3 separate regions of the Homo sapiens genome follow, and all the other regions are linked to region 1. Evidence: chromatin loops called from intact Hi-C (ENCODE). Cell type or tissue: B cell. All regions are shown on one strand. Region 1 overlaps DTX1 (deltex E3 ubiquitin ligase 1). Region 2 overlaps RPH3A (rabphilin 3A). Region 3 has its middle 8.1 kb from the start of DTX1.

Evidence for each region. Hi-C counts contacts between places; a loop is a spot of excess contacts. Peaks named below come from ENCODE experiments on the same cell type or tissue, not always from the same donor. Only the 100,000 strongest peaks of a DNase experiment are listed, where the experiment ranks them.
Region 2: a loop joins it to region 1, with 5 times the contacts of the local background. A loop is called at or near these places in 7 of 110 quality-filtered maps.
Region 3: a loop joins it to region 1, with 23 times the contacts of the local background. A loop is called at or near these places in 72 of 110 quality-filtered maps.

Annotation. Positions count from the first base shown.
Region 1 is chr12:113,096,127-113,100,126 of GRCh38, forward strand. It overlaps DTX1 (deltex E3 ubiquitin ligase 1), which reads left to right. Exons shown (of 10, transcript NM_004416.3): 10 at 589-1,899. The coding sequence ends at 813. RASAL1 (RAS protein activator like 1) reads right to left here. Exons shown (of 21, transcript NM_001301202.2): 21 at 3,152-3,942. The coding sequence ends at 3,803. Among named protein-coding and RNA genes, the nearest start is that of RASAL1, 38 kb to the right of the region's middle. RefSeq lists enhancers at 1,366-1,907, 2,124-2,383. In B cell, a CTCF peak has its summit at 2,378 (motif pointing left); a DNase peak (open chromatin) is centred at 2,395; H3K27ac peaks cover 567 bases.
Region 2 is chr12:112,898,449-112,902,448 of GRCh38, forward strand. RPH3A (rabphilin 3A) reads left to right here. Exons shown (of 22, transcript NM_001143854.2): 22 at 1-433. Among named protein-coding and RNA genes, the nearest start is that of OAS1, 6.5 kb to the right of the region's middle. In B cell, CTCF peaks have their summits at 2,036 (motif pointing right) and 2,237; a DNase peak (open chromatin) is centred at 2,053; H3K4me3 peaks cover 43 bases; H3K27ac peaks cover 165 bases.
Region 3 is chr12:113,046,600-113,050,599 of GRCh38, forward strand. No RefSeq gene overlaps it. Among named protein-coding and RNA genes, the nearest start is that of DTX1, 8.1 kb to the right of the region's middle. RefSeq lists a silencer at 2,210-2,329 and an enhancer at 3,398-3,567. In B cell, CTCF peaks have their summits at 2,195 (motif pointing right) and 3,690 (motif pointing left); DNase peaks (open chromatin) are centred at 2,272 and 3,632; H3K27ac peaks cover 1,041 bases.

The sequences.
Region 1 (4,000 bases):
CTCAGGAAGCAGAGGTTGCACTGAGTCGAGATCACCCCACTGCACTCCAGCCTGGGTGACAGAGCAAGACTCCATCACAAAAAAAAAAACAGGCAGGCCAAGCGCAGTGGTGCACACCTGTAATCCCTGCACTTGGGGAGGCCGAGGTGGGAGGATCACTTGAGGCCAGGAGTTTGAGACCAATCTGGGCAACATAGTGAGACTTGGAGAGGCTGATGTGGGACGATTGTTGGAGCCCAGGAGTTCGAGGCTGCAGTGAGCTCTGGTTGCACTGCTGCACTCCAGCCTGAGCAACACAGCAAGACTCTGCCTCAAAAAAAAAAAAAAAAAAAAAAAGAAAAAGAAAAAAAAGAAAAGGAAAGAAAAGAAAAGAAAAAACAAACATAAGTAACTTGGAAAGAGCTTTTACTGGAAGTTCAGGAAATACAAATGCAAAGGAAATGGCCAAGCCAGCAGTACGTAGTTGGTGCTAATGGACGAAGCCATAAGGTAGCCATGATGTGGCAGGGGAGGGAGGGAGGCTGAGGCTGGTGGGCTGGAAGCTGCCTGTGACCTCCTCCCGGCCCCACTGTGTCCCTGTCCCCCCAGGTGCTGCGGCTGCTCATCACGGCCTGGGAGAGAAGACTCATCTTCACTATCGGCACGTCCAACACCACGGGCGAGTCGGACACCGTGGTGTGGAACGAGATCCACCACAAGACCGAGTTTGGATCCAACCTCACGGGCCACGGCTACCCGGACGCTAGCTACCTAGACAACGTGCTGGCTGAGCTCACAGCCCAGGGCGTATCCGAGGCTGCAGCCAAGGCTTGAGGCCCAAGGCTGCCCACCTTCCCTCCTGCTTTGCCCCTGGTCCGGCAAATGCCTCCTTCGCCAGGTGTGTCCTGGTAGCCCAGGTTCAGGGCTGGGGAGGAGCCTGCGGAAGGGGCCGCAGCCATTCAGGGGACCTGCCTGGTGGCAGCTGGGATGAAGAGAGATGGCATGTCAGGCTGGCCCCGAATCATAGCTCCCTGAGAGGGCCAAGCAGAGAGTACTGGAAACCTCCCTACCAAAAAGACAGAGACCCGCCCCCTCACACACAAACACACATGTCCTGTTGAACTCATGCACGCACACCCACGTGCCTGTACTTGCCCCCAGGCTGGAAGAGAAGAGACAGAAAGACCCCATGACCCCCCCATGTGGATCCCCATCTGTGTCTCAGTTGCATCTGTACAGCCTTGTCTGCAAACTGGAGGATGCGGGGCAAGCCCTTAGGGGCCTGCCAGGGCTCGGGGGGCAAAGAGGGACTCGGGAAACTCAGTGTACCCCAGATGCCTCACCCATTCCGTGTCATCACCCATGTCTGCCACCCACTGATTGGGCAATTGTGGGCCCATGGGGTGGAAGCCCCCAGATGACTGAGCAGTTCTACAAAAGAATGGCCAGCACGAGCGGGGACTAGAGGGTCCTGATTTTGTGTCTGTGCCTCTTCATCTCTCTGGACTCTGATCTCCTTCTCCCTTCCCATCTCCAGGCCTTCTGTCTGTCCCAGATAAAGGCGCTGTTCTCCCATCCTCCCTACCCCATCCTCTCCACCAAATCGCTCCCAATTTTGAGAGCCAAAGGCTGGCGCTTCTGACTTCAGGAGCGAAAGGAGGAGGCCTAGTTTGGGCCGATGTATTTTAAAGCAGAGTGGACAGCAGAGAGTCAATTTCCCTTTCGTTGGGAGTGGGCAGTGGGGTGGCTAATTGTCTTCGGCCAACCAGGGGCCTGTTGCCCAGGCAACTCACCAGCTCCGCCTCTGCTGATTGGCTGCCACGGTGGGAGTCAGCCAAGATTTAAAGGGATGCCAGCGATTGCTCTTTTCAAAACCTACCAGTCCCACTGTGGGTGGAGAAATAAATGGTCTTTCTCCTCCTCGCCTGGTCTTTTCCTGCCAAGAGAGGGGTGGGTGGCTCTGTTCCTGGGGGCTGCAGTCAGCCCCGTTGGGGAGTGATGGCTTGCAAGAGAATGACTTCAGGGTCCTTGCCTCGGGCTGGAAGGGGTGGGGGCGGTGAAGCAGTGGCAGACCCTCCTAGTCCTAGTCTCCAAGAATGCAGAGGTGAAAGTGCCCTTCTCTTTCACAAGAGCACAAGGCAATGCACACATCTGCTCCCTGGCACAATGACAAGAAACAAGGAACTCAGGTGCAGAGCTGGGAGCCTCGAGGGAAATACGGAGGAGCTGGGAGACACTGTGATCAGCTCATCAGGATCTCAGAGCTTGTCAGGACCCTGTCCTTGGGGAGGAGGGTCAGGTTCTAACTAGGGAAAAACAGGGATGGACCCCAGCCTTAAATCAGCCTCTCTGCAACATGCCAGGACGCCCCTGTAGTTCTGGTGGATGCTGCGGCTTCGGGCAACCCCTGCTGGCCACCCTCGGGATAGCGCCGTGTCTTTCCTGGTCCACTTGATCCCCTGCCAGGTAGGCTTTGGTTTCTGTCCCACCCCCTAGTGACACAACACCGGAAACGAGTCCTTGGAGGCCCTTCCAGTTCTGCCAGTCACATGTTCCCAAACATTTGTACTCCGTGGTTCATTCTCAGACAAAACCTCAACCCAAACTCTGGCATATAAAATTGCAAGCCAGGCACTGACTCACACCTGTAATCCCAGCAACTAAGGAGGCCGAAGCGGGAGGCTCATTTGACGCCAGGAGCTTGAGACCAGCCTGGGCAACATAGTGAGACCCCCCATCTCTACAAAAATTTAAAAATTAGCCAGGCGTGATGGCTTGCACCTGTAGTCGCAGCTGCTCTGGAGGCTAACGTGGGAGGATCACTGAAGTCCAGAAGTTTGAGGGTGCACTGACCTATGATCATGCCACTGTACTGCAGCCTGGGCAACAGAGTGAGACCCCCAACTCTAAAAACAAAATAAAATAAAATTGCCCATTCCCCAGGCCTGTGGTCCTCAAAGCTGATACTCATCCAAATGACCTACGGAATCTGTTAAATAACCCTGATTCTTGCCTTCATATACCCTCAGATTCTGAGTCAGTAGCTGGCTGGGCCTCAGAAATCTGCATTTCTAGCAGACATTCTAGCGGGTGGTCTTTGGCCCACAGTCAGAGAAACTCCTCCCTTGTTCTTGAACTACCTCATTGGAATCCAGTTTGAAAACCACACATCTAGACTTTCCCTCCTCTTTTTATACAGGGTAATCTGAGACCCAGAGAGAGATAAACAGCCTGGCCCAAGGTCTCCCAGGCTCCAAGGGTCTGAGTTTGGCACACTGGACCCCCACCCAGCCTTGGTTCTTCCTGAGGGCACCTGATTCTGGAAGCTTGTGGTTGGAGTCCTAGGCCAAGGGCAGGGTACAGAAGAATCAGTGAGGTTATAGGGATTAGCAGACATGAAAACAGGAAGGAGTGAGGCCATTTAGTGCCCATCTGGGGCAACAACATCACATGGGCATCAGGAATTCAGGTCCAGCTGTATCCAGCAGCTCAGGGCCAGGCTGGCCTCCTTGGTATGGATAGAGGCCAGTTTGGTGAAGTAGAGACCCCAGTCTCAGTCAAATAAGTCAGGTTCCTTATCCTATCCACTCCAGTCTGAATCAAGCCAGAGGGCAAGTTTCACTCAGTGCAAGGCTGGCCCCTGCCAAAGGGCTTCCATGCCCTGAGTTCTGGACTCAAGGCACACAGGACTAGGCACGTCTCTGGGAGCCTCCAAACCACAGAATCAAAGAGGTCCAAGGAGACAGGAGACTCCCGGGGCAGGATGCGCTGAAGAGGGCCCCCTGGCTCTTGCTCCTCCTTCCGGGCTAGCTCTGGCATTTCCTTAGGGGCCAAGGGGGCCCAGGGCCGCCTTCCCTCGCTCCTGCTGCTGGAACTCCTCGTGGGCACGATCCAGGTCTGCGAGCACCTCCAGCAGGCGGGCAGTTGCTGCTCTTTGCCGGGCCAGGACCTCAGGACAGGCCCCTAGGAGGGAGACAAGAGGCCACAGGGGCTCAGCCAGTCCAGGGCAGGCTGCTGTAAC
Region 2 (4,000 bases), 200 kb before region 1:
ACGCCCTCCACCCTCAGCTCCCTGCACAATTCATGGGAGGACTCATTTCTTGCCTTGAATAACCATTTTCTAAACATCGAGCTCTTCACCTTCCCCAAGGTGGCCAACAGCTTCCTGGCTGCCATCTTTCCTTTTGACCTTATCTTTCCCCATTAGTCCCTGGTGGCACCTACTCTCAGCCCACCTCCCTCACCACAGTTTCCCCTTAGGAGACAGCATGCTGGCTGTGTCGCCCAAGCCTGATGCTGGTGTAGGCGCTGGAATCAGCATGCAGCAAGCTCACAGTGCCCCTAGTCTGGGTGCCCGCTGTCCCCGACAAATGTAACCACCTCCCTGCCTAGAATACACACACGTCCTCCGGTGCATGCACAACCACCCAGCATCTTTCTTTGTGATGATGTAGCCAAAAATAAAGTAGGAGCATCCAAGAAAACGAGTGGTCTGCAGTTTTCCTTTCTGGTTTCTGCGAAGTCCTCCTCCCCACCAGGACATATGCTATTCTGATAGTCAGTACTTAATGAGCATCTACTATGTTCCAGGCACTGGCGACAGATGTGTTCTCTGCCCACGAGGAGTTTGCTTTATGGTGGATTTTATCTTGGGCAGGTGGGCCTAAGGTAACTTGGCTGACTCCAAACCCTTCTAGAAGAATACTTTTTGCTGGTGCCTACCAAACAGGAGGGCAACATCCTCATCCTCCTCCTGCTGCTACAAGACCTGGGAAACGTCCCAGGTGGTTGCAGAATCAGAAATTGCCAAAGCTAAAAGAGAACATACAATTGAGCCACAACCTAGTTCAATCAACTCACTTTTTAGACAGATGAAGAAACCAAGGTCCAGAGAAGAAAATGCCATGTCCAGTGTTAAACAAAGGCAATACCAGGAAAGGAGTTCGATCGTTGGACTCCCAGAATCCAGTGTTCTTCACACACTGATCGATGAGCATGGACCATCAAATGCCTCCCTTGCATTGTAGCACCTTCCAACCTACAATGATTCTCTCATTGGAGATTCTCGATAGTCCTGAAGGTGAACTGAGTCAGCAACTGACTCTCCAGAAAAAAAAAATCTTTTTTTTTTTTTTTTTTATTATGGAGTCTCCCTCTGTCCCTCAGGCTGGAGTACAGTGGCACAATCTCTGCTCACTGCAACCTCCACCTCCCGGGTTCAAGTGATTCTCCTGCCTCAGCCTCCCGAGTAGCTGGGACTACAGGTGCTTGCCGCCACACCCGGCTAATTTTTATATTTTTAGTAGAGGCAGGGTTTCGCCATGTTGGTCAGGCTGGTCTCAAACTCCTGACCTCAGGTGATCCACTTGCCTTGGCTACTCAAAGTTTTGGGATTACAGGTGTGAGCCACTACACCCGGCCTCTAGAATTCTTAATCACACTATAATCCATCCCCAAAGTGCTTAAGCAATTTATCAGTAATGGTTACTTCAAGAAGGAGCCATCAATTCTGTCCCACAGATAATTCTCTTTTCTTTGAGACCATTTCCTGTTTGTGCCCTCAAAAGCAAAAGCTGGCATGTTAGTCTCACTTGGGAGATTTCTTTCCCCACAGATTCTGCTAAACCCTGAGGATAAGGTGTATAGTTGAAAATATTTTCTGGCCGGGCACAGCAGCTCATGCTTATAATCCCAGCACTTTGGGAGGCCGAGGTGGGTGAATCACCTGAGGTCAAGAGTTCGAGACCAGTCTGGCCAACAGGGTGAAACCCTGTCTCTACTAAAAATACAAAAATTAGCCAGGTGTGGTGGCGTGCACCTGTAGTGCCAGCTACTCGGGAGGCTGAAACAGGAGAATAGCTTGAACCTGGGAGGTGGAGGTTGCAGTGAGCTGAGATCATACCACTGTACTCCAACCTGGGTGACAGAGTAAGACGCCGCCTCAAAAAAAAAAAAAAAAAGAAAAAGAAAATATTTCCTGGTTGATGCCTTGTGATTTCCACCTTCATGATGACTTTGAAAACCACTACCCAAAAAGTTGATCAGTTTTTCCTGGTGGCAATTTAGCTAGCTGCCACTAGGTGGAGAGAGGTGCTAATTATGTCCTTAGAAGCCTCACAGGAACAGCTGGAGACACTTGCCATTCTCCCTGTGCTCCTGGCAGACATCACTAATCAATACGGCATCTTTCCTACAGAACCTACAAGCAGCCTCTGAGTCCCTCTCAACCCAGGGTTCCAGGGAGCCACCACCAGTCAGTCATGGGTGGCGGTTAAAAAGAAGCCTAATTTCCATCCTTAAACTGGTTGATCTTCATTTATATGCAGACAAGCCTAACAGACTGAGATGAACATACAGGAGGAAAGTTTTCATAAATATTAGTACACCTGATCTAGCTAATTGTGCTGCCCCACCCCTGACCCCTGGCTGACCCCATTGAAATAAAACACTCTGTAAGTGGCTATATGGTGTGTTGGAAAGCATCTGCCCTGAAAAGAACGCGAGCCAAAATTTCAATTAAGTCCAGCATTCAAATTCTGACTGACACTTTCTAGCTATGGGAACTTGGCCAAGTCATTTAGCCTCACTGAGTATCAGTTTCCTCAGCTGGAGTAATAAATATTTCAAAGAGTTGCTGAGAGATGTTAACGGTACAGTCCATCGAGAGTACCTGGCACGTAGTAGAGACTTGACAAGTGCCACCTCCGCTTGCCAGCCCCTAAACTTGGGCTCCCTCACGCAGCTTGCATCGGGGAAAATGCTCTTGAACTGGCATTGGTTGAAAACAGGACGTTGGAGCTGAAAGTGGGTGAAGTTCAGGTGAGGCAGAAATCAGATCTCCAAGGTCTCTGCACAGATGGGAGCAGACTCTCCTGCTGGTGCCCACAGAAATTCAGCCAACATCTAGAGATGTTTGTTCTGAGTAGGAGTCAGAGGCAAGATCAAGTTGCTGAGGTCTGGTTTCCCATCAGGGATGACAAAAGGGAGGCCAGGAAAAGGGGCAGGTCACAGGGCTGGTGGTTCCTGGTGAAAGCAGTGCAGGCCCAATTGCGGCTGGGCTTACCGCCAAGTGGATTAAACACTCAATGCTCTGAAACCTGCCAGGCTGACCCTTGCTCAGCTCAATCAGATCTGCCAGGGACATTGGCTTGATGAGGTTAAGCAAGCCATTCAAGGTGATGGACACCCCAATTACCCTGATGTGATTGTGACACATCATACACCTGTGTCCAAAATATTGCATGCACCCCATAAATATGTACAACTCTTATGTATTCATAATAATTAAAAATAATTTTTGACCAGGCATGGTGGCTGATGCCTGCAATCCCAGCACTGTGGGAGGCCAGGCAGGTGGATCACCTGAGGTCAGGAGTTCAAGACCAGCCTGGCCAATATGGTGAAATCCTGTCTCTACTGAAAATACAAAAAATTAGCCAGGCGTGGTGGCGGGCACCTGTAATCCTTGCTATTTGGGAGGCTGAGGCAGGAGAATCACTTGAACCTGGGAGGTGGAGGTTGTGGTAAGCTGAGATCATGCCATTGCACTCCAGCTTAGGCAACAAGAGTGAAACTCCGTCTCAAAAAAAAATAAATAAAAATAATAATTTTTAAAAAGAGTACCATGAAAGCAAAAGTATGTACATAAGAGGTATCTTTTGGCCGGGTGCGGTGGCTCACGCCTGTAATCCCAGCACTTTGGGAGGCCAAGGCAGGTGGATCACAAGAGTTTGAGACCAGCCTGGCCAACATGGTGAAACCCCGTCTCTACTAAAAATACAAAAAATTAGCTGGGTGTGGTGGCAGACACCTGTAATCCCAGCTACTCGGGAGGCTGAGGGAGGAGAATTGCTTGATCCCAGGAGGTGGAGGTTGCAGTGAGCCAAGATTATGGCACTGCACTCCAGCATGGGCAACAGAGTGAGACTCTGTCTCAAAAAAAAAAAAAAAAAAAAAAAAAAAAAAAAAAGAGGTATCTTTTGCTTGGCTCTTGTCCATATCTGCTGTGTGATCTTGAATAAGTCACTTCCCCTTTTTGTTCTCTGACTACA
Region 3 (4,000 bases), 50 kb before region 1:
AGGAGTAATGCTCTGTAATTGCTACTTGTCATCATCACCACCATCATCACCAAGATTAATAGGATTTCCATTAGGATTCTTGACTTTAGAGTCAAGAAATCCAACTTGGAGCCAGTGATGCATGCAGCACTTACTCATTGGTGACACTGAGTTAGTTACTTGTCCCATCAAACCACAGTGTCCTTATCTGTAAAATGGGAATGATACTAACCACTGGGCATGTGACATATTCAGCCTGGTGTTGGGCACACAGGAGGCCTCATTGGTGGCTGGGAGAAAAACTACCTGGAAAACCCACTCAGATGGCTACTATTATTTTAATAAAAGAAAAGAAAGAAAATAACAAGTGTTGGTGAGGATGTAGAAACATTGGAACCCTGTGTACTCTCGGTGGGCCTGTAAAATGCTCTGGGAACAGTATGACAGTTCCTCAAAAATTAAAAATAGAATTACTATATTGTATTCACTCTGGCTGCCATAAGAAAATATCAGGCCGGGTGTGGTGGCTCACACCTGTAATCCCGGCACTTTGGGGGGCCAAGGTGAGTGGATCACCTGAGGTGAGGAGTTCAAGACCAGCCTGGCCAACATGGCAAAACCCTATCTCTACTAAAAATACAAAAAATTAGCCGGGCGTGTTGGCGTGCACCCGTAGTCCCAGCTACCTGATAGGCTGAGGTAGGAGAATCGCTTGAACCCGGGGGGTGGAGGTTGCAGTGAACCAAGGTTGCACCACTTCACTCCAGCCTGGGAGACAAAGCAAGGCTGTCAAAAAATAAAGAAAGAAAGAGAGAGAGGGAGGGAGGGAGGGAGGGAGGAAGGAAGGAAGGAAGGAAGGAAGGAAGGAAGGAAGGAAGGAGAAAGAAGGACAGAGAGAGAAAGAAAGAAAGAAAGAAAGAAAGAAAGAAAGAAAGAAAGAAAGAAAGAAAGAAAAGAAAAGAAAAGAGAAAAGAAAATATCATAGACTGGTGGCTTAAACAACAGAAATTTACTTCCGACAGTTCTGGAGGCTGGAAGTTTGGGATCAGGGTGCCAGCATGGTCTGGTTCTTGTGAGACCCCCATCCCTGGCTTACAGGCTGCTGTCTTCTTGATACTCCCTCACACAGCCATTCCTCATTGCCTGTATGCACAGGGAAGGAGAAAGAGAGATCCCTGTCTCTCCTCTTCTTATAAGGCTACCCATTTTTATCAAGTTAGTACTCCATCCTTATGACCCCTTTTGATTTTTTTTTCTTTTGAAAAGGAGTCTCACTCTGTCACCCAGGCTGGAGTGCAGTGGCGCGATCTTGGCTCACTGCAACCTCTCTCTCCAGGGTTCAAGGGATTCTCTTGCCTCAGCCTCCGGAGAAGCTGGCACTACAGGAGCGTGCCACCACACCTGGCTAATTTTTGTATTTTTAGTAGAGACGAGGTTTCACCATGTTGGTCCAGCCTGGTCTCGAATCCTGACCTCAAGTGATCTATCCATCTCTGCCTCCCAAAGTGCTGAGATTACAGGCGTGAGCCACAGCGCCCAGCCCCTTATGATCTTAATTACCTCCTAAAAGCCCTATCTCCAAATACAGTCACATTGCAGGTGAGGGCTTCAACATATGAAAAGGGGAGCGGGGAGTTCAGTCTAGCACATATGATCCAGCAATCTCGCTTCTGGGGATACACCCAAAAGAAGTGACAACAAAGTCTGGAAGAGATATTTGTACACCCATACTCATAACAGCTCTATTCACAATGACCAACAGGTAGAAGCAACTCAAGGGTCCACTGACAGATGAACAGATAACAAATAGATAACAAAATGTGGTCTATACCTACAGTGGAATATGCTTCGCCCTAAATAGGAAGAGAATCCCGACACAGCTACAACATGGGGAAACCTTGAGGACATTACGCTCAGTGAAATAAGCCAGGCACAAAAAGGCAAACACTGCATGCTTCCACTTATAGGAGGTACTGGACTAGTCAAGTTCTTAGAGACAGAAAGTAGAACAGTGGGTGCTACAGCCTGGAGGGAGGGGAAAATGGGAAAATTCTTGTTTAAAGGGTACAGTTTCAGTTTTGCAAGATGAAAAAGTACAGAAATCGGTTGTAAGACAATGTGTATATGCTTAACACTTAGCTTAGATAGAATTGAGATGGTAAATTTTATGGTATGCATGTTTACTGCAACAAAAAAATTAAAAATAAATTATCTGGAAATGTCTCCAGCATTAGAACGAGGGACCAAAATAGACCACTAGGGGGCGTTCTATACACACGCTCCCATTTCATTTCCCGGCCCTGCCTGCTGGACTCAGGCGGTTGATTTGTACAGGGAGGAAAAGGTCTAGGGTTCCTCTCTCTTTTCTGCTCCCCCCACCCTTCCCCAAATGAACCAGCTCTGCATAAGCAACACACACACACACACACACACACACACACACACAAACACACCTCCCCCCAACTCCCTCTCTTAGTCCCCTAGCCACACTAAACTTCCACCACACCCCAGGCCACACTAACTCTAAACCCCGTTCTTTCTCTGGGTTCCTTCTCTCCACGTTGGAGACACAGCGAATTCCAGATTGAGTGTTCCCACTTCGCCTGGCTGCTCATAGGCCTTCTCGATGGCCCAGGAGCTGGGGAAGAGAGGACAGGAGGCAAGGACCCACCCACCCACACTATAAAGGAGAGAAACTGTGGTCCCCAAAGACAAAGGGACACCACAATGGAAATAGATCAGACACCTCATATCCCAGGTGCAAGAGCTCCGAGGTCAGCCAGACCTGGGGTTTTCAGGCTCAAATACTCACTGTGTATGCCACAACCTCTACTGCCTCAGTTTCCCCACCTGTAAAATCTGTAATAATGCCTGTCAGAGTTGTTGGGAGGATTAAAAGAGCATAATAAGGTGGCTCAGGGTTGTAATCCCAGCACTTTGGGATGCCGAGGTGGATCACTTAAGGTCAGGAGTTTGAGAACAGCCTGGCCAACATGGTGAAACCCTGTCTCTACTAAACATACAAAAATTAGCCAGGCATGGTGGCTCATGCCTGTAATCCCAGCTACTTGGGAGGCTGAGGCAAGAGAATCACTTGAACCTGGGTGGAGGAAGTTGCAGTGAGCTGAGATCATGCCACTGCACTCCAGTCTGAGTGACAGAGCGAGACCCTGTCTCAAAAGAAAAGAAGAGTGTAATAAAATCCCTGTACCTAGAAATCACTCCATGAATGGGCTAACTGCTATTCCATACCCCTTAGCCGATGCCGCCTGGGTCCCCTTCCATCTCCCAGGGGCTTCTGCTGTGCGAGCACCAACCCTCCAGTTTGCAGTTTCTCTTAAGAAATCTTTCTTGAAGAAACTCACACCATGATCTTCTGGCCACAGGGCCAGTGATTTCACCAGGTAGGACTCACTGGCTTACAAGTAATAGAAACCCCATTAAACCACCTCAAGGAAACTGGGGTGCCTCATGGAACCTAAGGAAAAGTTGAATAGCCAGTCGCTGGGAAGAACCCCTTGGGAAACGCAGGAAACATTCTCCCTCTCTTCTCCCCCGTGTCTCCATCTCTCTCCCTCCCTACGCCTGCTTCTCACATGGCTGCACTCACTTCCTCCAGCCCACTGACCTCCCTGCCATTCCTACAGCATGTCAAGCACCCTGCCACCTAGCGGCCTTCGTACCTGCTGTGCCCTCTACCCAGTACCCTCTTCCTCAGATCTCCCCTTATTCGCTACTCTCCTTCAAGTCATGGCTCAGATGTCACCTGGGTAGTACCTTCCCTGACAAGCTGATTAAAGTTGCAACCCCAGTCTGGACAACATGGCCAAACCCCGTCTCTACAAAATATACAAAAATTAGCCAGGTGTGGTGGTGCACACCTGTAGTCCTAGCTACTTGGGAGGCTGAGATGGAAGGGTCAATTGAGCAAGTGAGGTTGAGGCTGCAGTGAGTTGTGATTGTGCCTCTGCACTCCAGCCTGGGCAACAGAGCAAGACCCTGTCTCAAAAACAGAAAAAAC